2 separate regions of the Homo sapiens genome follow, and region 1 is linked to region 2. A link is an interaction called in ENCODE POLR2A ChIA-PET data of the cell type or tissue named here. Cell type or tissue: GM12878. All regions are shown on one strand. Links, peaks and the distances in the headings refer to the core of each region. The heading gives the core; the rest is flanking DNA. Region 1 overlaps LOC105376481 (a long non-coding RNA gene). Region 2 has its middle 21 kb from the start of LINC02644.

Region 1 (10,614 bases), core at 801-8,800, 420 kb before region 2:
CCGTGCTGGATGCTATCTGCCCTCAAACATCGGACTCCAAGTTCTTCAGTTTTGGGACTTGGACTGGCTCTCTTTGCTCATCAGCTTGTAGACAGCCTATTGTGGGACCTTGTGATCGTGTAAGTTAATACTTAAACTCCCCTTTATATATATATATATATATATATATATATATATATATATATATATATCTCCTATTATAAATATATATTATAAATTATATATTATATATCCTATTATATATAATATATATCCTATTATAGATATAGATAATATATATATATCCTATTATAGGTATAGATTATATATATATCCTATTATAGATATATATATAATATATGTATCCTATTAGTTCTGTCCCTCTAAGAGAACTCTGACTAATACACTTCCCTAGACAAACAAAAACTGAGGAAGTTCATAATCACTGGACCTACCTTAGAAGAAATACTTAAGGGAGTTATTTGTTGAAATTATGCTAAACAGCAGTGTAAAAGCATATGAAAGCATAAATCTTATAAATGAAGGTAAATATAGAGTCAAATATAGAATAATGTAATACTGTAATAGCAATGCGTAAATTTCCTTTAACCCTAATATAAAAGTTAAGAAATATATTAAGAATAACCAGAATCGACTGGTCACAGTGGCTCATGCCTGTAATCCCAGCACTTTGGGAGGCTGAGGTAGGCGGATCATGAGGTCAGGAGATCAAGACCATCCTGGCTAACATGGTGAAACCCCATCTCTACTGAAAAAAAAAATTTTTTTTTAAATAAATAAAAAAAAAAATTAGCTGGGCATGGTGGCGCGTGCCTGTAATCTCAGCTACTCGGGAGGCTGAGGCAGGAGAATCGCTTAAACCAGGGAGTCAGAGTCTGCAGTGAGCTGAGATCATGCCACTGCACTCCAGCCTGGGCGACAGAGCGAGACTCCGTCTCAAAAAAAAAAAAAAAAAAAAAAAAAAAGTAAAGAAAAGAAAAGAAAAAGAAAAAAAAGAATAACCAGAATCACAAAAGTTTGCCAATGGCCACCCAATATAAAAAGAAGTAAACTCTGACTACAAGAAAACAAAGTGTGAGAGGAGGGGAGTAAAAGTGTAGAGTTTTTTAATGCAATTGAAGTCAAGTTATCAACTTAAAATATGATGATTATAACTATAAGATAATTTATGCAAACCCTATGGTAACCACAAGGAAAAAGTCCATAATGGATACTCAAAAGATAAAAAGAAAGGAATCAAAACAAATCATTACCAAAAACTATCAAATACCAAAGAAAGACGGCAAGAAAGAGAGGAACAAAACAATAGCAAAATAGATGAAAACTATTAACAAAATGGCAGTAGTAAGTCCTCACCTATTAATAATTACTTTAAATATAAATGGATTAAACTCTCTAATCAAAAGGCTTAGAGTGGCTGAATGGATTTAAAAAACAAGATCCATCAATTTTCTTCTATAAAAGACTCACTTTAGATTTAAAAACACACATAGGTTGAAAGTGAAGGGAAGGAAAAATTATTCTATGTAAATAGTAACCAAAAGAAAACAGGGCTGGCTATACTTGTATCAGACAAAATAGACTTTCAGTTAAAAACTCTCTAAAGACAAAAAAAGTCATTGCAAAATGATAAAAGGGTTGAATAATCTAACAGTTATAAAAATATATACACCCAATACCAGAGCACCTAAATATATAAAGTAAATATTGACGGATCTGAAGGAAGAAATTGACAGCAGTAAAATACTGATAGGAGAATTCACTGCCTCATTTTCAATAATGGACAGAACATCCAGACAGAAAATCAATAAAGAAATAGCTGACTGAATAATGCTCTAGACTAAATGGACCTAACAGACATATTTAGAACTTTCTACCCAACAGCAGAAGAATACACATTCTCCTCAAACATATATGGAACATTCTCCAGGATGGATCACATGTAGGTTCCAAAACAAGTCTTAACACATTGAAGAAGACTGAAATCATTCCAAGTATCTTTAAGACCACAAGGGAATGAAATAGAAATCAATAACAGTGAGAAAGCAGGAAAACTCACAAATATATGGAAGCCAAATGGCATTTCCTTGATAATCATTGAGTCAAGAAATCAAAAGAGAATTGTTTAAATACCTCAAAATAAACAGAAATGAAAATGCAATATATCAAAACTTATGAGATGCAGCAACAAGACTACTAAGAGGGAAGTTTATAGCAATAAATGCTTGTTTCCATTACAAAAAGAACACCTCAAGTAACCTAATTTTATAGCTCAAAGAATTAGAAAGAAGAACAAACTTTTCCCAAAGTTAGCTAGAAATAATAAAGATTAGAGTGGGAATAAATCAAATACAGAATTAAAAGAAAGAACAGAAAAATCATCAAAGCTGAACTGAGTTTTCGAAAAAAATAAACAAAATTTGCAAACCCTTAACTAGACAAAATCAGAAGTGAAAGAGAAAACATTACAGTGGATGCCTGAGAAATAAAAAGGATCATGAGGGACTTTTATGAGCAATTGCACACCAATAAATTGGATAGCCTAGCAGAAATGGATGTGCTGCAATAAATATGTAACCTATTAAGACTTAATCAAGAGGAAATAGAAAGCCTGAAGAGACCAATAAGATATAAGAAAATTAAATCAGTAAACAACAACCTTCTAACAAAGAAAAGCTCAGGACCTGATGGCTTTACTGATTAATTCTATCAAACAGTCAAAGAATAATTAATAGCAATCCTTCTCAAACTCTTCTGAAAACTAGAAGAGAAAATACTTTCAAATTCATTTTGTGAACCCAGCATTACCCTGACATCAAAATCATACAAAGACACCACAAGGAAGAAAAATAAAAACTAAAGGCAAATATCTCTGATAAATAAAAAGCAAGAACCCTCAATACCAGCAAACTAAATTACTAGCAAACAAAGTCCAGCAGCACATAAAAAAGATTACACACCATGACTAAGTGGGATTTATCCCTGGGATACAAGATTGGTTCAACATATACAAATCAATCAACATGATACACTGTATTAACAGAATGAAAGATAAAAATCACATGATCATCCTAATAGATGCACACAAATCACTTAACAAATTTCAATATCCATTCTTGCTAAAAACTCTCAAAAAATAGGTATAGAATGAACTTACCTCAACAGATTAAAGGCCATTTATGAAAAACCCACAGCAAATGTCATAATCATTGAAGAAAATCTGAAAGCATTTCCTGTAAGGTCTGGTACATGAATGTCCACACTATGACTTCTATTCAACATAGTACTAAAAGTTCTCGCCAGAGTGATTAGACAAGAAAAAGAAATAAAAGGCATCCAAATAAAAAAGAAAGAAGTAAAATTATCTCTGTTTGCAAATGATATGATTATATATGTACAGAACCCTAAAGACTCTATAAAAAACTGTTAGAACTAATAAATTCAGTAAAGTTGCAGGATACAAAATCAACATGCAGAAATCAGTAGTGTTTCTTTACACCGGCAACAAATTATCCAAAAAGGAAATCAATAAAAAATCTCATTTATAATAGCATAAAAAATAATAAAGTATTTAGAAGTATATTTAAACAAGGAGGTGAAAGATCTATTACATAGAAAACTATAAGATATTGATGAAAGGAATTGAAGAAGACACAAATGGAAAGATATTCTGTGTTTGTGGACTGGAAGAATTAATATTGTTAAAATGTCCATACAACCCAGAGTTATCCAGAGATTCAACACAATGCCCATCAAAATTCTAGTGGTAATTTTCACAGAAATGGAAAATATAATCATAAAATTTGTATGGAACAACAAGCGATCCTGAATAGCCAAAGCAGTCTCGAGAAAAAAAAGAATGAAGCTGGAGGCATCACACTTCTCAATCCCAAAGTATATTACAAAGTTATAGAAAATAAAATCAGTATATTGAAGAGATAGCTACACTCCCATGTTCATTGCAGCATTATTCACACTAACCAAGATGTGGAAACAATCTGTGTCTGTCAACAGGTAAATGGATAAAGAAATTGCTAGATAGAGAGATAGATAGATAGATAGATAGATAGATAGATAGATAGATAGAATAGATGGATAGATAGATAATACATAGATGCATGTGTGTGTGATACACACACACACACACACACACTGGAATATTATTCAGCTTTAAAAAAGAAGGAAATTCTAAATCCTGTCATTTGCGAAAACATGGATCTCTACAGCTTCTAGGGGCTGAGAGCTGGGAGAAATGGAGACGTTAGTCAAAAGGTATAAACTTTCATTTATTTGAGATGAAGTAGCTTCTAGAAATCTAATGTACATCATGGTGACTATAGCTAATAATGCTGCATTGTATACTCGAAATTTGCTAAGACAGTGAATCTTAAGTGTTCTCATTACAAAAATAAGGTAATTATGTGAGGTAATGGATATGTTAATTAGCCTGACTATAGTAATCATTTCCCAATACATATGCATATCAAAACATCAAATTATATCTCAATAAAAGCAGTTATTTAATTTTTTAAAACCATGAATTTTGGGGGACACATTCAGTGTATTGCAGTTACTTTTTATGGCAAAATACCCCATCCTTTGTGCATTCCTTGGTCCTGCCTCCATCTCTTTCTTAAGGAGTCTCTTATAAAGTAGCTGTGTATTTCCTTAATCTCTTATGCACAAGAACAAAACAAAACAAGAAACACAAAATAAAATTCTTAAAACCTTCCTAGGGGAGCATAGGTTGTATTCATTCTCCCACCTTGTTTCTCCCCAGTAGGGGAATGTTGATTATCTATTCTGGAAGCCACTGGAAGAAAAGACTCCTAGTTTCCGAGTCAAGAAAATCTCCAAATATCTATTAAGTAACTATATTCAGGTGACCCTGGGGAGATTTAAAGATGGATAAGACATAACTTCTGCCTTTAAGGAGCTTAGAGACTGGGGTGAGAGGAGAAGCAATAGGATACTGATTAATATTTGTAGTAAAAGCCAGAACACTCAACATGCCATAGCGAAGTAAAAAGTGAGGGGAGGTCACATTGAAACAGAAGTTAGGAAAGTCTCCATGCAGAGGGTCCCCCTGAAATGGGCCTGGAGGGTTGCATTTCCCTAAGCAGAGAGTGTATTAATGAAAGCCAAGGCACGACAGCATGAAAGCCCAGGCTATAAAGAAATAAAACCACTTTGGGGGGCCGAGGCGGGTGGATCACGAGGTCAGGAGATCGAGACCATCCTGGCTAACGTGTTGCAACCCCATCTCTACTAAAAATACAAAAAATTAGTTGGGCATGGTGGCACGTGCCTGTAGTCCCAATACTACCGTTTGGGTGTACTTATTTCCCAGCTACTCGGGAAATAAGTAGCTGGAGAATCGCTTGAACCCGGGAGGTGGAGGTTGCAGTGAGCTGAGATCGCGCCACTGCACTCCAGCCTGGCGACAGAGCGAGACTCTATCTCGAAAAAAAAAAAAAAAAAAAAAGGAAAGAAAGAAAACCAGAAAGGAAAACTGGAGCACAGTTTAGAGCAGAGGCCAGCAAATGTTTTCTGTAAAAGGCCAAATAGTATTTTAGGCTTTGAAAGCCATGTGGTCTCTGTCACAATGACTCAACTCAGCTATCATAGCACAAATGCAGCCATAAGCCATACGTAAACAAATGGATGTGGCTATGTTCCAATAAAACTTTATTTATAAAAACAGGCAGTGGGCCAGAACGCACAAATAAAGAAACTATAGACCATGAGAAACCACTGAAGATTTGTGAGCAGGAGGATGATATTATAACATTGCCAATGCTATATATTTGGAAAACTAATCTGACTACCGGGAAATGCTATAATAGAATTGGAGGAAGTGGAGTTCCGTGTGGAAATAACAGCTGGGAGGCTGTTACAATGGTTGGATAAGAGGCCTGAATTACAGTATCGAGGGCAGAAATGAGAAGGCCAAATGTGTAGGATATGGTAACTTGTTGGACGCAGAGACAAATGGAGGGAGCAGAATTAAAGATCACTGCCAATTTGGAGCCTGGGGGATGAGGAAAAATTTGTGAGCAATGTAATAAGGGAGATCTGGGGGGCTGGATGTGCCACCGGATTCTCTTTGTCCTCTGGATGCTCAGCAAATAAAGTCAAGGAAGCCAGCCAGACAGAGTGGTTGGGCCGCTCATGTCAGGTCTCTGAGTCTCTTTTGTGCAGAGGCGTCACCGCACATGTCCGGAGGCCATGTGGGACATGGGGCCGACGTGGGGCTCCAGTGCAGCCCCCACGGCTTCCCAGCAGACAGCACCTGACACTCTCTAAGTCTGGCCAAGCCTGGGCTCCGAGCAAGCGAGGACGAGGATCACTGAGCCGCTAGACATCTAGGAGGCCAGCCAAAGCAGAACAAAACCAGCCCCGCCAGAAGGAGGCTGAGGCTGTGCCAAGTGACCATGGAAGCTGCGTGTGTGGGCCAAATTGCTTTCTAATTACATTGCTCTCCAGACAAGACAAAATTGTGCCTCTTGAAAAGCATGTATGTGCTGTCAGAGTGGATCTAGAGAGGTCAGGCTACGTGGACATCCAGAGCAAGGAGTCATGTTTCAGAATTCATTAACATCTCCTCTGCTAGGAAGGAAGAACTTGGAGAGGAGGCAGGGAGGAGACTGTGACTCAGTGGGACATTAGGGACACCTTCTAAAGAATCGAACACATTTAAATAGAGTAGGTGATTCTGCAAGAAAATGTGCCATTTCATCATGAATAGCTCATCATTTCTCTCTGAAACGTAATGTAATACCCTCCTGGAAAAAATAACATAAAGATTGTTTTTTTGCCTGTGTCCTATAGCAAACATTCTCCCTGCTGCTCTGCATGCTGAGACAATTTAGTCGAAAAGGAGTTGCCTTAGAATTTGCCACATTTATGTTTGACAAAGAGGCAGTTTACTCACTAGTTGCACATTTGCTTTCTGAGATGCAAACGTTCAGGTTTGGCAGATATTGAAAACACTATTTTGATATTTTATGCACTTTCTTGGGACTCTATTTCAGAGGCAGAGCAATAAGGGAAATATTCCTGACTTAGAATTATAAATATAATGCTACCATTTGGGCATATTTATTTCCCAGGCAATCAATCAGGAAATGTTAGGAAATATATTCAGAGTGTTTCAAACATGATTCCAGTTAAATGAGTAATCTTTCCCTTTTCTTTCCATATGTTAGATAATTTTTTAAAAGATGAAATAGTAAAAGAATTAGTAAAATTTAGAATCTTGAACTCAGATTATAAATATAAATACGACAGTCAATTTTTAAAGAAGAAATGGCTTTAATTATGCTGAAATAAATGATGGTAGTAAAACCAAATACTGCTCATTATATTTATATGCACAATATTTAAAATACAACTGGCGATTCTAGGACTTTCTGGCAACTCTTTTGATTTTGTCAAGATAAAGGCTGAACTAGCTGGTATCTAGTCTCTTCAACCAGGTCCCAGGTGGTCCAGACCAAGAAGAGTCATGCACTGTATAACAACATTGCAGTTAATAACAGACACATGAAGGATATTGATCCCATAAAATTATAATACCATTTTTTTTTTGAGACAAGAGTTTCAGTCTTGTTGCCCAGGCTGGAGTACAGTGGCGTGATCCCGGCTCACTGCAACCCTCACCTCCCGGGTTCAAACGATTCTCCTGCCTCAGCCTCCCTAGTAGCTGGGATTACAGGTGCCCACCACCACACCTGGCTAATTTTTTGTATTTTTAGTAGAGATGGGGTTTCGTCATGTTGGTCAGGCTGGTTTTGAACTCCTGGCCTCAAGCAATCCACCTGTCTTGGTTTCCCAAAGTGCTGAGATTACAGGCGTGAGCCACTACACCTGGCCTATAATACCATAGTTTTACTGTATCTTTTTTTTTTTTTTTTGAGACAGGGTCTCACTCTATTGCCCAGGCTGGAGCACAGAGGCAAGATCATGACTCACTGCAGCCTCAGACTCCTGGGCTCAAGGGATCCTCCCACTTTAGCCTCCTCAGTAACTGGGATTACAGGCACAGGCCATTACTCCCAGCTAATTTTTGTATTTTTTGTAGAGACTGCATTTCTCCATGTTGTTCAGGCTGATCTCAAATTCCTGGGCTCAACTGATCTGCCTGCCTCAGCCTCCCAAAGTGCTGGGACTACAGGTGTGAGCCATCACACCTAGTCCTACTGTACCTTTTCTATGTTTAGTTATGCAAATGCTTAGCATTGCATTCCAATTGCCTGCAGTATCCAGGACAGTGATACACTGTATAAGTTTTGTTACCCATACAACGGGTCAGTGCCATCACATGGCAGGTGGCAGTCCAGTGACCACAACCAATGGGGACTTAAGCAATGGGGACTTAAAGGGATTTTATTAGTGGCAACAAATGAGGAGGACATGGGGGATAGTTCTCAAAGGAGTGCCTCCTCCAATCAAAGGTGAAAACAGGCCTTTTGTTGGCCTGGTGAGCTGAGTCACTGTATGTCGAGATGGAGCAAGATATTAATAGCACATGTGCTGTCATTGATCATGCTTCTACATATGTCACATGTATAGAAAATGGCAAATAAGTTACTCTCTGGTCAGGGATTTTAGTACGGTTATGAGGGAAGTTCCAAAGTTCATCTCCAACTCAGGCACCTCTGGATCCAATGGGTTTTTGCTTTTCCAGGGCTGAGCTTCTTCCTGGAATTTTTGGAAACAAGAAGAACTTAAGGTACAACAGGTACTAGTGGGTACTTTTTCACAGTCCATACCCAAAAACCTAGGGACCCTGGGTTAAGTTTGCAGCCTGAGAACAATAGGCTATACCATGTAGCCTAGGCGTGTAGGAAGTTCAACCATGTAGGTTTGTGTAAGTGCACTCCGGTATGTTTGCACAATGATGAAATCACCTAACAGCACATTAAGTGACTTATGACTGCACATCCCCAGCTATTTCAATGGTTTAGGTACATTTATATACACACCATGTGCTCACTGTACTTTTGACCAAAATGATCAAGAAGTTTTTATAAGAAAACTTAGATGTGGGTCTCTTCTACTTCCTTCCCATCAGTGCCATCAAGAAGAGTAGACTGCGGTAAGAGCTTGCCTGGCTAAGTCAGGCAAAGAACGTAGTAAAGAAGAGAAGGAGGGGGAAAGTCAGGTTGGTCTTCTTGCAGAGCCCTTTCTGATAAGAAATTCCTCTTTCTGGACTGTCTAACTAGCTAAATGTTTTTTTGGCCTTTGGAGGATCTGATGGAAAGGGTGGTTGGGTCAAGAGAAGACTGTGCTTCAATATCAGTTCTCCTTGAATGGAGACTGTGGTGGTTTAGGTATGGTTTGTTTGTCTTCACCAAGTCTCATGTTGAAATTTTATCCCCACTGTTGGGGGTGGGGCCTGGTGCGGGGCATTTGGGCCATGGGGGTAGATCCCTCATGAATGGCTTGGTGCCATTCTTGCAGGAGTGAGTGAATTCTTATTCTTAGTTCCTATGAGAAGTGGTTGTTTAAAAGAGCCTGGCATCTCCTCCCCCCCTCTCTTCCTGTCTTTTTTATTTTTTTTGAGACGGAGTCTCGCTCTGTCACCCAGGTTGGAGTGCAGTGGCGCGATCTCAGCTCACTGCAAGCTCTGCCTCCTGGGTTCACGCCATTCTCCTGCCTCAGCCTCCCAAGTAGCTGGGACTATAGGTACCCATCACCACGCCTGGCTACTTTTTTTGTATTTTTAGTAGAGACGGGGTTTCACCACGTTAGCCAGGATGGTCTCGATCTCCTGACCTCGTGATCCGCCCATCTCGGCCTCCCAAAGTGCTGGGATTACAGGCGTGAGCCACTGAGCTCGGCCTCTTCCTGTCTCTTGCCACATGATCTCTACACATCAGGTCCCTTTCACCTCCCCTTCACCCTCTGCCATGAGTGGAAGCAGCCTGAGGCCCTCCCCAGATATAGATGCCAGCACCATGCTTTCTGTACAGCCAGAAGAACTGTAAGTGAAATAAACCTCTTTTCTTTACAAATTGCCCAGCCTCAGGTATTCCTTTATAGCAACACAAATGAACTAAGACGGAGACCCGGGTGGGCCCATGGATTCCTGCCCATGAAGGTGCATCATTGGCGAAGGCTTGAACACCACAGGGCCGAGTCACTGCGCCTATAACCAGGTGAATGAGAACTAGGCCTCACGACGAGGTCAGCTCCTCCCAGTTCTGCTGGGGGTGAGTCAGTGCAGTTCAGGGTGAACCAAACATAAACCCAGCTCTGGGTGCTGCTAGTCTTGGTGCCCAAGGAAGCTTGGGAGGCTAAGCCTCTGCATCGTGGCCTGAGAGGAGCAAAGCAGCCTCTCTCCTTCCAAGATGCCTGGCCCACAGGCAGACTCTGCTGACAGGAGAATCATCAACTGAGAGACTCAGCACTTTGTGGAGTGGGTGAAATTGTCCTCCTTTTCTCTATATGCTCCTTTTAGTGCACTTCCAGGCACCTTCTTCCGTGTCAGGGACCCCAGGACCTCCTGCTTCAACCATCCTTCCCCATCCCCAATATCAACTGCCTACAAAGCTTAGCTTCAGGCAAGAATCTGTATGATTCATTGAAATCTTGGTGGGAAATTTTCAA
Region 2 (10,614 bases), core at 1,502-9,501:
AAAAGGCACAGGGGAGGGTGGGAGTAGGGAATTACTATATTGAGTTAAGAGAGGCTGAAAACTGTGAGGCTGCTGTGTGACCTGAGAGCCACATCATGAGAATCTAGTGCTTGGAAAGTACTAGATGTTAGGATAAGTCTCCATAGCCTCAGAGGAGCCTGAGACCTTGTGAGAAGGGTGACTTAGAGCCTAGGTCCTGCCTGACTGCCATTCTCAAAGGATGCTTAGCTCCTGTGCACTTTGCCAGCACACTGTGCACAAGTTCATGTAGCTGTTGAAGAGAATCAGTGAAACCAGGGTCCCGGGATGCTTTCCTTCTGGTTCCAGCTGCAGCAGAGTACACAGGCCACAGTGCTTATACCCCAGGGGTGGGCCCAGAGCCTCCAGAGTGGGAGATTCATGACACGGCTCTGTCTCCTGCAGTGATGTCATGCTCTCCTTTCAGCTAGATTTTAATTTCCAGGGAGAGCTTGCTAAGTTCACTGTCAGGATGCTTGTCCATGGGGCTGGAAGGCCCAGCCTCGATCAGCAGCACAGCATCTACTGAACCACGGTTAACTGTTGTCTTTCTGTATTGAAGGGGGTGGGGAGTGAAATCAGGCCTTGCCTGTCATGACATGGCCAGTGTTGGGAACAAAGCTTATCTTGGTCATTTATCATTTCCTCTTTGTTTTTCCATTTGGGAAGTAAGAAATTAAATTGTATCTAAAGAGAATCTCCTTCCAAGGTCTTCCTCTGAAAATCATTCTGGGACTAGAAAGGGTTTTTCCTATGCTCCGGGCAATAAAGCTTTTAAGACTGATGACATTGACAAAATTCTCTGAGTGACACGCAGGAGGCAACATAATCCTTCTGGTAGGAAAAACATCAGTCCAATAAGCAGATAACATATTGCCTGTTCCTCTGTAAATAAAACAGGACACATCAATTTCTCTTCTGCCTGTGAATGATGACCAATTTATCAAGTGTACACTGAATAATGACTTTCCGTGGGGACAGCAGCTCTTAAGATAAAGTGTTACTGCTCTAGCTACATTATTATAAACAACATCCAATTTATGGAGTTGGGAAGCAGATGCATTTCTCAGTCATATGTCACTATTATCTAGAACGAGCCATAAAATCTAGGCTGTCGCATATTTTCTGGCTGCAAACTTCAAGCAATTAATAGTCCTACAAAGCGGTCTTGATCACAGACCAATTTAGAAATTAGTTGTTCAATATGATGATTAAATTCTAGAGCTGGAACTTGCGATGGCCAACTGTGACAAATCTTATACAACTTTTCAGACGGAAGGAACTGTTTGAGACGCTGGGAGTTTTTGGTGAATTTCAAATGAGGTACCTTCACCTCAAGAGTGTGCTGTGATCTGGCCCAGCCTTCGAGAGGAGGATGAGTCACCGGCATTTTCCTGCATCCAAATGCCGTGTCTGGTCCCCAACCCCTGAGTCAGTGTTAGGGAGGCAGCAGACACACAGCAGACGCACCCTTCGCTCTGATGGAGGACAGTGTCCACACTGCTCTCCTGCCAGGTCTTTTTTTTTTTTTTTTTTTTTTGAGACAGGGTCTCGCCCTGTCACCCAGGCTGGTGTGCAGTGGTCCAGTCACGGCTCACTGCAGCCTCAAACTTCTGGGCTTAAGCCATCCTCCCATCTCAGCCTCCCAAGTAGGTGGGACTATAGGCGTGCACCACCATGCCAGGCTAAGTGTGTGTGTGTGTGTTTGTGTGTATTTTTAGTAGAGACAGAGTTTTGCCATATTGCCCAGGCTGGTCTCAAACTCCTGGGGCTCAAGTGATCCGCCTGCCTTGGCCTCCCAAAGTGCTGAGATTATAGGCATGAGCCACTGCGCCCAGCCAAGAACTTTCATTACCACCCTGCCTTTTTCCCCAGCTTAGGGAAGACATAGAAAGCTATAAGTTGGCAGGACCTTAAGTGAGAACTAGGAGATATAAGACGGTGGGAGAACAAACCTTGGAATAAGATTTGAAAATGTGACCCTGTGCAGTGTGAAGCCTATGCCACCAGAAACAGAGTGGAAAGAGTGATAAGTGCTGGGGACATTGTTGCTCACTAATAGGTTATTTTAAACATAGGGGTAGGACCACGCTTCGCACTGTCATCTGTAATGTGTGAACAAAAATAGTTTTGTGGCCGGGCGCAGTGGCTCACGCCTGTAATCCCAGCACTTTGGGAGACCGAAGTGGGTGGATCACCTGAGGTCAGGAGTTTGAGACCAGCCTGGCCAACATGGTGAAACCCCGTCTCCACTGAAAATACAAAAAACTTGCTGGGAGTGGTGCCGCATGCCTGTAATCCCAGCTACTTGGGAGGCTGAGGCAGGAGAATTGCTTGAACCCAGGAGGCAGAGATTGAAGTGAGCCGAGACTGCGCCATTGCACTCCAGCCTCGGCAACAAGAGCGAAACTCCGTCTGGAAAAAAAAAAAAAGTTTTGTTCTAGCCGGATGCAGTGGCTCACGCTTGTAATCCCAGCACTTTTGGAGGTCAAGGTGGGTGGATCACTTGAGCACAGTAGTTCACGACCCGCCTGGGTAACATAGCAAAACCCCGTCTCTACAAAAAAATACAAAAATGAACTGAGCGTGGTGGCACATGACTGTAGCTCCAGCTACTTGTAGGGCTGAGGCAGGAAGATCACTTGCTCCTGGGAAGTGAGGCTGCAGTGAGCAGAGATCATGCCACTGCACTGCAGCTTGGGTGACAGAGTTAGACCCTGTCTCAAAAGAAAAAAATAGTTTTGCTCTGTCATTTGGTTGACAAAACCTATTTCAGCACTCCATTTGCCTTGAAATACGTCTATTTATTTCTGTGGTTATTCAGAAGTGCTGTCTTTTGTGCATCTGTGGGCTGCTCAGGACGGCGATGCAGTCTGAAGATGGATTTCACTATATTGAACGTGTACTATTGCATTTAAAATTAGAGACAAGAGAAAAGAAACCACCACTCACTGATGACAAGTGTCTGGTGAAATGGACACTTGTACAGGCTGCTTGTAAAAGTACATTCTGTTATGAGACATGGGAAAAACAATTTGGCAGTAAGTATCAAAACCTGTGTTGTGGGCGCTCATGTAATCCTAGCACTTTGGGATGCTGAGGCAGGAGTTTGAGACCAGCCTGGGCAACATAGTGAGACACTGTCTCTACAAAAAGTTTAAAAATTTAGCTAGATGTTGCCCAGGCGCAGTGGCTCATGCCTGTAATCCCAGCACTTTGGGAGGCTGAGGCGGGCAGATCAGATGGTTTCAGGATGGGGGCTAGTCACAGAAAGACCAAACGTTGTTTAGAAACCTGGAACTTTCAGCCTCGCCCTCCAAGCTCTGGGGAGAGCTGAGGAGCTGGAGATTGAGTTAATAATCCATCTTGCTGCCGGGCGTGGTGGTTCACACCTGTAATCCCAGTACTCTGGGAGGCCAAGGCGGACAGATCACAAGGTCAGGAGATGGATAACATCCTGGGCAACATGGCGACAAAACCCCGTCTCCACTAAAAAAATACAAAAATTAGCTGGGAGTGGTGGCACATGCCTGTAATCTTAGCTACTCGGGAGGCTGAGGCATGAGAATCGCTTGAACCCATGAGGCAGAGATTACAGTGAGCGGAGATTGCGCCACTGCACTCCAGCCTGGCGACAGAGGTAGACTCCGTCTCAAAAAAAAAAAAAAAAAAAAAAAGCTAGATGTCATGGTGTGTACCTGTAGTTCCAGCTACTCAGGAGACTGAGGCGGGAGGATCCCTTGAGCCCAGGAGTACGAGGCTGCAGTGAGCTAGGATCGTACCACTGCACTCTAGCCTGGGCGACAGAGTGAGACCTGTTTCTAAAAAACAAACAAAAAATCCTATCTCCTTTGACTCAGCCATTTCCCTTCTAGGATTTATTCTGTTTTTTTCTGTTTTTTTTTTTTTTTTTTTTTTTTTTTGTTGTTGTTGTTGTTGTTGTTGTTTTGAGATGGAATCTCGTTCTGTCTCCCAGGCTGGAGGGCAGTGGTGCGATCTCGGCTCACTGCAAGCTCCGCCTCCCGGGTTCACGCCATTCTCCTGCCTCAGCCTCCCAAGTAGCTGGAACTACAGGCGCCTGCCACCACTCCCGGCTAATTTTTTGTATTTTTAGTAGAGATGGGGTTTCACCGTGTTACCAGGATGGTCTCTATCTCCTGACCTCGTGATCTGCCCGCCTCGGCCTCCCAAAGTGCTGGGATTACAGGTGTGAGCCACCGCGCCCAGCCTCCTTCTAGGATTTGTTTTAAGGAAAAAAGTTAGTGGAGAGTTGCTGAGTACAGCACCACTTGCACTGTCAAAATTTGTACAGAAAACACATGTCCAGCATAAGGGGACTGGTTAAGTAAGTATTGAGACATCCATGAAATGTGACAATACACAGTCCCACAAATCATGTTGTGGAATGTGTTTTGGATCCATTGCTTAATGCAAAAAGTCACTTAAAAAACATTGTATCATGTGATCTCAATTTTACAAGAGAAGGATACACTGTGTATGCTTGGAGGAAAAGAATCACCAAAATATTTACAGTGACTATCTCTGCATGTTCAGAGAGGGCCTGATCTTTAATTTTTCTCCTCTGTGCTTTTCCTAATATTCTACCATAAACATACATTATGTTTGTTATCAGAGAGAAAGAAACAATGGGATTGTTGAAGAACCTCAGCCAGGGAAGTTAGCAGAATTCTTATAAAGACTAGAAGAATTTATACAGGATATTGGACTATTATATCATATTATATTATATTATATCATGCTGTAAGGTTCTGCAGTCACAAGGGGATGGGAGGGGAACTTCTTAGCAGTTCTATTTATGATCAGATGATCTTGGGGAAATACAGCGAAGGAAAACCAGGGTCAGCTGAGCCCAGGGAATTTTCTAAAGAGCATCATTTATGATGATCACATCTTGGAAAGAAGATGTAAGAAGTGTACTGGATATGTTTTGGTTTAGAGTTCATCATAAATTGGAGAGAAATAGTAGACTTGGATATCCCATAAAATAGCTCTGAATCCTGGTAGGATTAATTAAATCTCTATCCATGCAAGATAAAGTGGTGAAGCAAATCCTAACTGGGCCTCTGTTGCCTAGAATGGGTCTTGTGCTTAAAAACAACAACAACATACAAGAAGAAAGGAACCTGGCCTTGGAGCTGGAGTTGGTGATCTACATCCACCCTGGTTGGAGGCTCCATGAGACCCAGCCCTACACCCCCAGGTCTATCCGGAAAGAAGCCACGGCAAGGATGGTAGAGGTCGTCCTCATCAAGGAGGTTCCATTAACACCATCTCCTTTGTCAGCCACACCCATCCACCTGTGTGTGTGCCTGTATGCATGGGTGCCAGCCACAGGCATCACTTGTGTGTGTGTGCCAGCCATGCCCATCCAAGTGTGTGTGCACATGCCAACCACAGTCTATCTGTGTGCATGCATGTGTGCTGGCCATAGTCCAGACTGTGTGGGTTTTGCTTTGGCACCAGACTGGGAATCCCAGAATGGGGCAGCTGTGGGACCACTGCCTTGTTCCCTGTACCTTCATAAACAGCTGTTTCCTTATTTCATGCTGTAGCATGCTCAATACCTTAGAATCGTGAGTGTTGCTTAGGGGGACAAGTAATTGTGTTACTCCTTCCCCACCCAAACTCCTCTTGGTATTTCTCACCAAAGTGCAACTAGCATTAGAGCATGGGATTGTTGCATGGGATTGCCCCAACACTGAAGCCCTTTTAGGTTCCCTGGCCCTCCTAGTGAATACAGTAGGACCCTTTCTGATCCTATGACAGTAGGACGCTTTCTGATCCTGTGATAACCCCAAATGCCCCTACCACTCTTTCAAAGCCATGTGGGAGCCATGCTGAAATGACAGGTGTGATATCCAAATTGAATTGGATTAGCTCAAAAAGCCTTCAGGCCCGAATCCTCTCCCAATCTGTGACCTCTCCTCCAAGTGCCTGAGAATGACTGAGTGTCACACATTTGCGTGATGGCTTTCCTGTTGGTGACCTGTAGCTTTGAAATACTCCGTGCTTCCGACAACATATATCTGTGGATATTTGGAACGTGTGGCTTTGACCAATTTTGGGATCCCATAAATCTTAGAATATCAGAAGAGGAATCAAGGACCCAATATTTTAACTCACTCATTTATTCATTCATTCATCAGTCAGGATTTGTTAAGGACACACTGTGTTAGGCACTGGAGCTCAACAATGAGCACAGAAATGAGTCAAGCAATCACATTAATAATATGTCATTGCAAACAGGGATGCATGCTCTGAGGAAAGAAAAGAATAAGTTAGAGGGGAGTTTGTCTTAAAGGAACTGCCCAGACTGAGCAGTCAGAGATGGTTTTTCACTAAGTGATGTTTGAGTGAGATCTCAAGGCAAAGCAGGGGCTGGCTAGACGAAGGGGAGTTGTGGTGGCATTTGATCATTCTAGATGGAAGACAGAGCCTGTGCGATGGCCTGTGTGCAAGGGCTGCCAGGGCGTGGGAGGAACTGAAAGGAGCCAGTGTGGTTGAACACAGAGAACCAGGGGCATTTGAATAAGGGCCTTATGGGCTTCTTACGGAATTGGAGTTTTTAAAAGAGCAATGGGGAGCCCCTGGGGGCCTTTAAACAGAGGTGCTAGGACCAGATATGCATTTTGGAAAGATGATCATAGATGCAGTATGGGGATTAGATTAGAAGAGAATCTGACTAGATCCAAAGGGAAATCTTCCACCCTTTTCAGAGCAAGAGATGAACACAGCCTGGACTAAGGGGGTGGCAGTGGACCAGGCAGTGAACTATGGGTAGACTTATGAGATCTTGAGGAGGTAAAATGATTGGTGCTTGGAGATGCATTGGTTTGAGTGATGAGAATAAAGGAAATGATAAGGATGATTTTCAGTTTTCTTGTTGGGCAACTTCCAGAATGGAGGTTGATGCCATGCATGCCACTGGGACCTCAGAAGGGATCAATCACATGGAGCTGGCCGGGAGGGCTGGGAAGAAATCATAAGTCCACCATTGGACAAGTTGGGCTTCACTTGTCTTTGAGACCATTTAAGGAGAAGTCAAATAGGGAATTACCTTGGTGGAGGGAGGGGCAGGAACAGGGCGGAGACAAGAGAAGATATGGCCATGGTGGACTTGCAGGTCTCTGTGAACCTTGATTTTCTGTCCTGTTTTCCTTTTCTGGATGGTTCTGCTAGATGATGGGGTGGCTGTCCAGTGTGACAAGCAGCAAGGGAGGCTCAAGTATCACGGGCAGGAGGAGAACAAGAACTAAAACTCCTTAAAGATTGTGCGCAAAATAAGATTAAAAGTATAATTGTCCCTCCGTATCCATGGGGGCTGGTTCCAGGACCCCCGCAGGTACCAAATTCCTTAAATGCTCACGTCTCTGATAAAATGGTGTCCTATTTGCACACAACCTGTCCACATGCTCTGTATACTTTAAATCATCTCTAGATTACTTATGATACCTCATACAATGTAAGTGCTTTGTAGATAGTTGCTATACTATATGGTTTAGGGAATAATGACAAGAAAAAAGAAGCCTGTGCATGTTCAGTATGACACAAACATCCATTTTTTTCCCAGAATATTTTCAAACCATGGTTGATTGTAGCCACAGATGTGGAATCTGCAGATACTGAAGGCTGACTGTCATATGTCCTTTGGAAACCTGAAATAATAGCATCACCTGTTGACAGTCTAGGACCTTTCAAAGATCTAGCAATACTGATGAATTAGAGATTTAAATTTTTTTTTAATGTTTACAAGCATTCTGACTCATTAAGACCCTCTGACATGACCTCAATGGCTTGACTTGTTGGGAAAGATAGCCTGGCCTTTCCTAATACGAGGTGAAGACCTATATAGCTCCAAAGGAAGGTTCTCGGACATGTCCCTGATCACTTTTTGCCCCTGCCTGAGGCCATTCATTAATGAGATTGTGTTGAGGAAGGAAAAGAATAGATTAAAGGAAATATCACAGATGTTTCCCTCACTCCCTGGGAGTGACTTCCTGGTCACTTTGAAGTTTAGATGGTGGGGTATTTTCCAACACTAATAACCAATTATCTGATTCTCTAAACACCAACTGAGTGTTCAAAAATTTAACTCAGTTCCTGCGTTAGTTTGCTAAGGATGATGGCCTCCAGCTCCACACATGTCCCTGCAAAGTGCATGATCTCATTCTTTTTTATGGCTGCATAGTATTCCATGGTGTATATGTACCACATTTTCTTTATCCAGTCTACCATTGATGGGCATTTGGGTTGATTCCATGTCTTTGCTATTGTGAATAGCACTGCAATGAACATATTTGTGCATGTGGTAAACTAATACAGGAACAGAAAACCAAATACTGCATGTTCTCACTTATAATTGGGAGCTAATGATGAGAACACACGGACATATAAAAGGGAAGAGCATGCAGTGGGGCCTATTGGAGGGTGGAGGATGGGAGGAGGGAGAGAAACAGGAAAAATAACTAATGGATACTAGGCTTAATGCCTGGGTGATAAAATAATCTGTACAACCAATCCCCATAACACAAATTTACCCATGTAACAAACCTGCACATCCTGCACACGTACCCCTGAACTTAAAACTTCAAAAAAATTTAATCCAATCCTGACACTAACCATCTGGAGTGAGCACAGACCCCACAGGTTTTAGGGCTCAGTCCCACAAAACTGCACTTGCTCCTGATGGGGTTGCACGTCCTGGGCTTCTAGTACTTCTGAACGACTGGCTATAAATTGAGGGTTCCCATGATGGTGGATGGAGGGTACATAGGATGAGGTCCTTAAGGGTCCTGAGCAAAGCAGCTTCTGTTCCTGCGGAGTTGGGGTGCAAGAGCCTCCTGGCACAAGAATGTGTTCACCAACCCAGAGGCTCTCTGAACTCCATCATTTAGGAGTTTTTATGGGGGTTTTGTTACGTAGGCATGACTGATTTTTTTTTTTTTTTTTGAGACAGAGTCTCGCTCTATCGCCAGGCTGGAGTGCAGTGGCACGATCTTGGTTCACTGCAACCTCCGCCTCCCGGGTTCAAGCAATTCTTCTGCCTTAGCCTCCTGAGTAGCTGGGACTACAGGAACGTGCCACCATGCCCAGCTAATTTTTGTATTTTTAGTAGAGACGGAGTTTCACCATGTTGGCCAGGATAGTCTCCATCTCTTGACCTCGTGATCTGCCCACCTCAGCCTCCCAAAGTGCTGGGATTACAGGTGTGAACCACCAGCCTGGTCGCAAGATGGGTTATTAACTCAATCTCCAGCTCCTCACCTCTCCCCAGAGCTTGGAGGGCGGGGCTGAAAGTTCCAGGTTTCTAAGCAACATTTGGTCTTTCTGTGACTAGCCCCCATCCTGAAACAATCTAGGGGCCCAGCAAGAGTCGCATAATTAGAACAAAAGTCACCTCCTCTCACCCCCATCCCTCAGGAAATTCCAAGGCTTTTAAGAGTTCTGTGTCAGGAACTGAAAAAGACCATATATATATTATTATTTTTTTGAGACAGGGTCTTGCTCTGTTGCCCAGGCTGGAGTGCTGTGATGCAATCTCAGCTCACTTTAACCTCCGCCTCCCAGGCTCAAGTGATTCTGCCACCTCAGCCTCCCAAGTATCTGGGACCACAGGTGTGTGCCACCACACCCAGCTAATTTTGCAATTTTGCTTATTTTTCTTTTCTTTTTCTTTCTTTCTTTCTTTCTCTTTCTTTCTTTCTTTCTTTCTTTCTTTCTTTCTTTCTTTCTTTCTTTCTTTCTCTTTCTTTTTTTTTTTTTTTGACAGAGTTTCGCTCTTGTTGCCCAGGTTGGAGTGCAGTGGCACGATCTGGGCTCACTGCAACGTCTGCCTCCCAGGTTCCAACGATTCTCCTGCCTCAGCCTCCCACGAAGCTGGGATTACAAGCACGTGCCACCACACCTGGCTAATTTTGTGTTTTTAGTAGAGACAGGGTTTCTCCATGTTGGTCAGGCTGGTCTCGAACTCCCGACCTCAGGTGATCCACCCGCCTCAGCCTCCCAAAGTGCTGGGATTACAGGCGTGAGCCACCACGCCTGGCTAATTTAGCTTATTTTTCACAGAGACATGGTCTCACCATGTTGCGCAGGGTTGTCTTGAAATCCTGGGCTCAAGTGATTTGCCCACCTTGGCCTCCCAGAGTGCTGGGATTACAGGCCTGAGCCACTGTGCCTGGCCTATGCTTCTCATTATGGCACAGGTGGCTGGTCCACTCTGGAGGTGCTCCCTGGGTAGCAGGTGCACCCATGGGAATCCTAGCAGCGATTTGCAGCCAAATTCAGCAGTAGCTCTCTCGTCCCCTAGGAAGCAGCAGCTTCTGGCCAGCATGCTTGCCTGCAGCAGCTGATCCTGTCCCTGTAGAGGGTCTTACCTTCCACAGACTCTGTCCAAAGCCGTTGGCTGGTCAGAAAGTTCTGAATCTGGATGGCTCAGGACTTGCCTAGTGAGAGTGTGTGGAGTAGGCAGGGGCCACATGCATGCCACATGGTTATATCTGTGGCCAACGGCTGTCTAACAGAAGTAGGAATGCTTCCATTCCAAGAATAAGGGCGCTTCTCACCATTCATTGAGTG

The links. ChIA-PET counts read pairs that join two places held together with the same protein. Peaks named below come from ENCODE experiments on the same cell type or tissue, not always from the same donor. Only the 100,000 strongest peaks of a DNase experiment are listed, where the experiment ranks them.
Region 1: POLR2A ChIA-PET joins it to region 2 with 10 read pairs; 2 of 35 experiments call an interaction of 5 or more read pairs at or near these places.

Annotation. Positions count from the first base shown.
Region 1 is chr10:31,153,482-31,164,095 of GRCh38, reverse strand. It overlaps LOC105376481 (a long non-coding RNA gene), which reads right to left. Exons shown (of 3, transcript XR_001747410.3): 3 at 8,167-8,703. Among named protein-coding and RNA genes, the nearest start is that of LINC02664, 29 kb to the left of the region's middle. In GM12878, for the core only: no CTCF peak of the experiment used is centred there; no DNase peak of the experiment used is centred there.
Region 2 is chr10:30,738,566-30,749,179 of GRCh38, reverse strand. No RefSeq gene overlaps it. Among named protein-coding and RNA genes, the nearest start is that of LINC02644, 21 kb to the right of the region's middle. In GM12878, for the core only: no CTCF peak of the experiment used is centred there; DNase peaks (open chromatin) are centred at 5,586 and 6,509; H3K27ac peaks cover 1,165 bases.